Regions from separate parts of the Homo sapiens genome. Here region 1 is linked to region 2. A link is a contact called in ENCODE Hi-C or POLR2A ChIA-PET data. All regions are on one chromosome and are shown on one strand. The core of a region is the stretch at or near the end of the contact, and the rest is flanking DNA. Distances in the headings are between cores, read along the strand shown. Region 1 overlaps CUL2 (cullin 2). Region 2 has its middle 27 kb from the start of LINC02634.

Region 1 (3,638 bases), core at 198-2,697, 160 kb before region 2:
CACTTATCTCATCCTTCCATTTTGCCTGCTTTAATCAGTCAGTCTTCCTGTCTTCCTAAAGTATGCATCACTTCCTCTCACTACTTCCTTTGACTTCCAATCTACTTGCTGACCCTCTGCCCCGATTATGTGGAACACTTTTATGACTGGGCTCTACTTCAGTTTCTGGCATCTTTAATTCATCTAAAAATTCTGCTGTCAGGATGTTACTTTCCTATTCAGAATTCTACAGGAGCTTCCTTTACCTACATAATAAGTGTAAACTGCCTAGCATAGAAGCAGATGCTAAATCTGCAGATCAGGCCTGCATTCACTAATCCATTCCAAAGATCTAGATGTATATTCTTGAGCCAGGTATTGATTTAGTGCAGCTTTACATGCTTTGTATCTGCAAAGACAAACCAGTATTATCTTTTCCTCACAGAATAAAATTTAAACTAACTTACATTAACTATGTCTTTCTTATTGCAGATTTTTACTCTTGGTAAATTTAAGCTTGAAATACAATGTTTTAAAATAAAGTCATGGCCAGGCACGGTGGCTCATGTCTGTAATCCTGGCACTTTGGGAGGCTGAGGCAGGCAGATCACCTGAGGTCAGGAGACCAGTCTGGCCAACATGGTGAAACCCCGTCTCTACTAAAAAAATACAAAAATTAGCCAGGCATGGTGGTGGTTGCCTGTAATCCCAGCTACTCAGGAGGCTGAGGCAGGAGAATCACTTGAACCCAGGAGGCGGAGGTTGCAGTGAGCCGAGATCGTGCCACTGCACTCCAGCCTGGGCGACGGAGCAAGACTCCGTCTGAAAAAAAAAAAAAAGAAAAAAAGAAAATAAAGTCACAATTTAAAATATAAACAGTGCCATTTTTCATTTTAATATGGACACCATTCTTATTTTATAAGTCACTGTAGTATTTTACAATCAAATTTATTAACCACATATTTGCTTCTTAATAAAGACATGGGCTGGACGCAGTGGCTCACGCCTGTAATCCCAGCACTTTGGGAGGCTGAGGCAGGTGGATCACTCGAGGTCAGGAGTTCGAGACCATCCTGGCCAACATGGTGAAACCCCATCTCTACTAAAAAAAAATACAAAAATTAGCCAGGTGTGGTGGCGCGTGCCAGTAATCCCAGCTACTCAGGAGGCTGAGGAAGGAGAATCACTTGAATCTGGGAGGCGGATGCTGCAGTGAGCCAAGATTGTGCCACTGCACTCCAGCCGGGGAAACAGCGAGACTCGGTCCCAAAAATTAGTAATAAAATTTTTAAAAAAAGAACATTTATGATTCATGGGAGAAGGTCTAAATATCATTATGAACAGGTGATTAGAAGATGCTGATTCTATAAAGGGAAATAAAATCTCAGGATTCCCAAAACTCCTATGCCAAAACAGGAATTTAACCTTGGAGGCTGAGTCATGCTAAATGGCCATCCTCTTCCTGGACGAATAACTCTTACAAGTTTGTGTCGAAACATTATATATTAGCCAGACCCCCGTGGTAAGGCAAAAAGCCTCAGCCATTTCCTGATGACTAACCCGCCTCAAAAAGTCACTCATTCGTAAATTCTTTGCTAGCCTCGAAACCATTAAAATGTAAATCCTCCCATAACACAAGGACAGGTCCATTGTAACTCCAGATCTGTAGTCTAAAGTCTAGTTCCTAAAACCTAAGGTCTGCTAGCATCCACCTGATAAGTGTCGATTCTTAGCTGATAATTCCCAGGCACAGAGCAAAGGCAAGATGAGAGTAATCATTCCTTCCCTGAGATGTCTGCACAACTGTTTTCTTCTTCTATTTCCTTTTGCTTCAAAGGTTTATCTTATATAAAATGTAGATTTACTGGGCATTAATTAGTCTCACAAGTAGGTAACCATTTGCCTCACTGCCACCACCCCTCATGTTTTAAGGAAAATGTATAAACACTAACCCTCCTAAGAACCTCTTTGGACAAAACAGCCACAGATGCATCTGTGCCTTGCGTTTTTCCTGGGAGCATCCTTAAGCTAGCTCAATAAACCTTGATTGAGACAGCTGCCTCAGTCACTCAATTCAGTTAACACTTCCAACCCTCATGGATGAGTTAGGGGGTCAAGACTTCAGGGGAGGAAGTGACTGGAGGTGTGGTGGAAACATCAAGAGAACTCAGAAGTGGATCCTGAAGATGGGACTGAATTGCTGCAATCTCATGATATAACTTGAATGGATAAGGAGTTGCTTCTTATGGATGAGAAAGTGGTTTCTTGAGACAGAATCTACTCCTAATAAGACGGTATGAACATTGTTGAAATGACAACAAAGGATTCAAATATTACATAAGCCTAGCTGATAAGGTGGTGGCAGGGTTTGAGAGGACTGACTCCAATTTCGTAAGAATTTCTACTGCAGGTAAAATGCTATCCAACAGCATTGCACCCTAGAGAGAAATCTTTTGTGAAGAAAGAGTCAACTGATGCAGCTAACTTCATTGTTGTCTTATTTTAAGACATTGCCACAGCCTCCCCAACCTTCAGCAACCACCACCATGATCAGTCAGCAGCCATCAACACCGAGGTAAGAAGACTGGCAAAAGGATTACAACTTGCTGAAGGCTCAAATGATCAACAGCATTTTTTTTAGCAATAAAGTAATTTTAAATTAAGTTGTGCACATTTTTTTAGACAATGCTACTGCACACTTAACAGACTACAGTATAGCATAAACATAACTTATATGCACTGGGAAACCAAACAACTTGTGTGACTTGTCTTACTGCAATATTCCCTTTACATGTGGTGGTCTGGAACTGAACCCACATCATCTCCAAAGTATGCCTGTACAAGAAGATTGAGAATAGAATCTACTTAAGTGAAATACCATGTTTCTGGAACAAGATTATGGTAGAATGAAGTGGTTAAATGGATGGGCTTTGGATTCAGACTGATCTGGGTTTAAATCCTGCCTTTGTGATTCATTAGCTGAGTGACCTTCAACAAAATCATGCTCTCAGCATTGCTTTCTTCCTCTGTAAAAAACAGAGATACTAACTAACTCATATCATTTTACACACACATACACAAACACATATTAAATAGGCTGCAACATTTACTAAAAGTTCACAAATAGCACCAATTTAATAGTACTAATTTAGCCAGGCACAGTGGCTCATGCCTGTAATCCCAGCACTTTGGGAGACTGAGGAGGGAGGACTGCTTAAGCTCAGGAGTTCAAGACCATCCTGGGCAACATAGTGAGACAGCATCTCTACAAAAAATGAACAACATTAGCCAGGCATGGCGGTGCACACCTGTTGTTCCAGCAACTGGGGAGAAGGGTGTTCGAGGTGGGAGGATTGCTAGGGCCCAGGAGGCTGAGGCTGCAGTGAGCTGAGATCATGCAACTACACTGCAGCCTAGGTGAGATCCTGCCTCAAAAAATAAAAAATAAAAAAAAGGACAAAATAAAAGAAAGAAAAATAGAAAAAGAAAGAGAAGCAATCCAGGCAGATGGAACAGCACCAGGAAAGGCAGGAAGATGGGAGAGACCATGGGCCATTAGGAAACTACAAGTAATTCAATATGCCTAGACCATGGGGAATGCAGAACTTCAAGGGGAAAATAACCCAGTAATTTATCTAACATCGTTTGCATCAAACATA
Region 2 (4,018 bases), core at 902-3,401:
CTTGTGAAACCAACTTGATTGTTCTAGTCTACACCAAAAATAATTAGGCCGCTTTGACGTGTGAGGCAGGCAGAGCTGTTGCCAGTTGGCTGGCTGTAATGCAATGACTGTCGTATGGTAGTATACCATGGTTCTCAGAAGTTTAGATGTGCCAGGCTGGAGTGCAGTGGCACGATCTTGGCTCACTGCAGCCTCTGCCCTCTGGGTTCAAGTGATTGTCCTGCCTCAGCCTCCCGAGTAGCTGGGATTACAGGTGTGTGCCACTACGCCCATCTAATTTTTGTATTTTTAGTAGAAACAGGGTTTTGCCATGTTGCCCAGGCTGGTCTTGAACTCCTGACCTCAGGTGATCCACCCACCTCGGCCTCCCAAAGTGCTGGGATTACAGGCGTGAGCAACCACGCTGGCCATGATTCATCTTTTCTAAGGTCATCTTAAAGACACAGACTTGATTCTGAACTACTCAAGCATGGTATATTTTAATCTTTATGCTTTGTGGGAAGGTTTTTTCTATATAAATCCATTTTCTTGGCTGGGCATGGTGGCTCACACCTGTAATCCCAGCACCTTAGGAGGCTGGGGCAGGAGGATTGCCTGAAGCTAAGAATTAAAGACCAGCCTGGACAACATGGTGGGACTCTGTCTCCACAAAAAAAAAAAAAAAAAAATTAAGCAAATTAGCCAAGCATGGTGGTGCACACCTGTAGTCCCAGCTACGATACATACATGATTCATTGATCATGTTGTCTGTATCCTTAAGTTGTCCCATCTTCAGGGCCATGTGATGCGGAGTTTCCAGAAAGCAACATGGGAGTCAGCATGTTCATTCACTCCTTCAAGTCAATAAGTGAGGCTGCATTTGTAAGAAGTCCAGGAGGAGACAGGGCAGCTTTGGGACCTAGGGCTGTGGCAACCCTGACGTTACCATCCTGGGCTTGCTTTCTTCCAGGTGTGTATGTAGCTCCACAGATGCTACAGCCACGTAGTCATGGCAGTCAAGAATAACAGCTACCGTGTACAGAGTGCTCACCCTGCGCCAAGGGGCTTCCACATTTAATTCTCCTAGCAGCCCAACAAGTGTTGATGCTGTTACCATTATCCTCATTTTGCAGATGAGGAAGCAAGCTTGGAGAGAAGTTCAGTAGCTTGCCAAAGGTCACATGGCTCAGGACCAAGTGCAGAACCAGGACAGCAAGCCTCTGTCCTGGCGGTTCTCACCCAGTCTGGACCCAAAGGCAGGAAAGTGTTAAGAAACACTTGCTGGCAATGACTCAAGCAGGTGGTGGCTGCAGAGAGAGAGAGCTCTGTGGCTCTGAGTGGCTATGTGTGGGAACACCCAGACCTTCCTGTTCAAATGCACAAAAGCACATTTTCGCTCCTCTCTGGTTTTTCAAATCCCTGATGCTGATCAGGAAAAAATGACTCTACAGTTTAAGGACTAAGGACTAGCTAGCTATTGGAACATCAAAGTCACAGTTATGCTCATTGAAATAGAATCTTACAGCTAAAAGAGGTCTCACCGGTGTAATTTTTTAATTTTTATTTATTTATTTTTTGAGACAAAGTCTCATGCTCGGTCACCCAGGCTGAAGTGCAGTGGTACGATCTTGGCTTACTGCAACCTCCGCCTCCCAGGCTCAAGCGATTCTCCCACCTCAGCCTCCCAAGGAGCTGGAACTACAGGCACGCGCCACTACGCTTGGCTAATTTTTGTGTTTTTTTGTAGAGACGGGGTTTTGCCATGTTGTCCAGGCTGATCTTGAATTCCTAGGCTCAAGTAATCCACCTGCCTTGGCCTCCCAAAGTGCTGGGGTTACAGGCATGAGCCACTGAGACTGACCAACAGGTGTAATTTACTCCTTTCATTTTATAGACAAGAAAACCAAATTTCAGATTGATTTACTTAAATATTGCCAGCTATTGACAATAGACTAGAAATACTCAGATCTCTGAACTAGTGTGATAATCTTTATATTACTGTGATGCCTCTATTTTTCTATAAACTGGATTTTCAACCAGCTTTTGTGCAGCATAGCTTTCTGAGGAAGGATTTGTCCCTGTGGTTTGAATGGACGGAAGCTGGAAGGAAAACCCCGTCACTTACTATGCAAAAGTCCAGCTGGTCTCTGTGACAGCTGGAGGACACAGGAACTCTGCCAGATCTATCTCAGCCACCTCACTTTATGAAGGATGCTTGACCTGTGGTTCAGTCATTTTCTAGGACAAAAGGCTGTTAACAAGATGTACAAGAGCTCTTGCTTTCAACGTTTGTGGAGCTCTCAGAAGCGCTGACTTACAGCAGACCAGCGTGAGGCTTAACTTAGGAATGAACCCTACCTTTTAAAACACAGTTTACTATTGATACCCTTTTTTTTTTTTTTTTTTTTTTTTTTTTTTTTTTTTTGAGACAGAGTCTTGCTCTGTCGCCCAGGCTGGAGTGCAGTAGTGCAATCTCGGCTCACTGCAACCTCCGCCTCTCGAGTTCAAGTGATCCTCCTGCCTCAGCCTCATGAGTAGCTGGGACTACAGGCACATGCCACCACACTGAGCTAATTTTCGTATTTTTAGTAGAGACAGGGTTTCGCCATATTGCCCAGGCTGGTCTCGAACTCCTGACCTCAGGGGATCCACCCGCCTTGGCCTCCCAAAGTGCTGGGATTACAGACATAAGCCACTAAGCCCAGCCACTACTGATAGACTTTTGAGGAGGTGAGAAGCCCAAATAAGGAGGCTTTGGATGAAAGTGGGCTGCCCGGGAGAGGATAGCATGAGTGTGCCTGTTTGTGTCTTCTGTTTTGTGTTCCATACCTCTGGAATTTTCATTCAGTAGGTCTGGGAATTTGTATTTTTAACCAGTTCCTTGCATGTTTGTTTGTTTGTTTTTGAGACAGGGTCTTGCTCTGTTGCCCCTGCTGGAGTGCAGTGGCACAATCACAGATCACCTCAGCCTCCACCTCCTGAGCTGAAGCGATCCTCCTGCCTCAGCCCCCGGAATAGCTGGGACCACAGGCATGTGCCACCACCACGCCAGGCTCAAGTTCCTGGCATGTTTCTGAAGCACTCTAGTGTTGGAGAACACTGAACTCTATGATCTGGGGTTGGGCCTAGCCTAATTTTCCTTTAAGTCATGGATGCTCTTACCCAGCATTTATCCAGCACACAGACTGTTTAATGTCACAGCCACAGCGCCACCTAGTGTATGTGTGACTTCCAAACGGCGTATTTTCTTAGAAACATTAGTCTGTGAACATTTCAAAACTCAACGGGTGGTATTTCTTTTCTGCCATGGACTCTCCAAGTGTATGCCAAGCCCTATGGGGGCAAGGGATTAAGGGCAGTTTTCTCTGATCTAGTTTGGTGAATTATATTCACAGTAACTCTGGGGAGTCTTGGGTTAACTGTGGGGGAGGGGCAATAATTTGACAAGGTTTGGGAATCCTTAAACTATAGAGTTTTCTCTAAGAGTACACAGTTAATTGCAAATAGATTGAATTATTTGACATAAGAACTTTAGACATTACTTCCAGGCCACATAGTTTTAGCAAGTAAGTGACTTTAAAATGAATCCATCTTTTCTCAGCAAAATTACCGGTTTTGCTTTAACTGCATATGAGGGGTTATTTTAGGTGGTTAGAACATAGTGGAAAATGAGGCCAGGCGCGGTGGCTCACACCTATAATCCCAGCACTTTGGGAGGCCGAGCCAGGTGGATCACTTGAGGTTAGGAGTTCGAGACCAGCCTGGCCAACATGGCAAAACCCCATCTCTACTAAAAATACAAAAATTAGCTGGATGTGGTGGTACGCGCTTGTAGTTCCAGCTACTGGGGAAGCTGAAGCAGGATAATCGCTTGCAGTGAGCTGAGATCACGCCACTGCACTCCAGCCTGGGTGACAGAGTGAGGCTCTGTCTCAAAAAAAAAAAAAAAAACCTAGTGGAAAAGAGTTTCAAAGCGTTTTGCGTGTCACTCAGACATGGCTGTGGGTGGCATTTTAGTTCTTATCGTAACCTGTGATCA

What was found. A loop is a pair of places that touch in the nucleus more often than their neighbours do. ChIA-PET counts read pairs that join two places held with the same protein, here RNA polymerase II (POLR2A). Pooled maps may share reads with other maps.
Region 1: a pooled map shows a loop between it and region 2 (2.0-fold over the local background). The contact joins two enhancer-like sites. A Hi-C loop is called at or near these places in 1 of 50 pooled maps. POLR2A ChIA-PET finds 5 or more read pairs at or near these places in 4 of 52 experiments (CD8-positive, alpha-beta memory T cell, OCI-LY7, activated T-cell and 1 more).

The regions. Positions count from the first base shown.
Region 1 is chr10:35,056,849-35,060,486 of GRCh38, forward strand. All of the region lies in intron 4 of CUL2 (cullin 2), which reads right to left. Among named protein-coding and RNA genes, the nearest start is that of MIR3611, 21 kb to the right of the region's middle. Within about 2 kb of position 1,448, at least 4 of the 41 ENCODE cell types and tissues checked have a DNase peak (open chromatin) inside an H3K27ac peak, as active enhancers do.
Region 2 is chr10:35,215,463-35,219,480 of GRCh38, forward strand. No RefSeq gene overlaps it. Among named protein-coding and RNA genes, the nearest start is that of LINC02634, 27 kb to the right of the region's middle. RefSeq lists a silencer at 3,233-3,282. Within about 2 kb of position 2,152, at least 13 of the 41 ENCODE cell types and tissues checked have a DNase peak (open chromatin) inside an H3K27ac peak, as active enhancers do.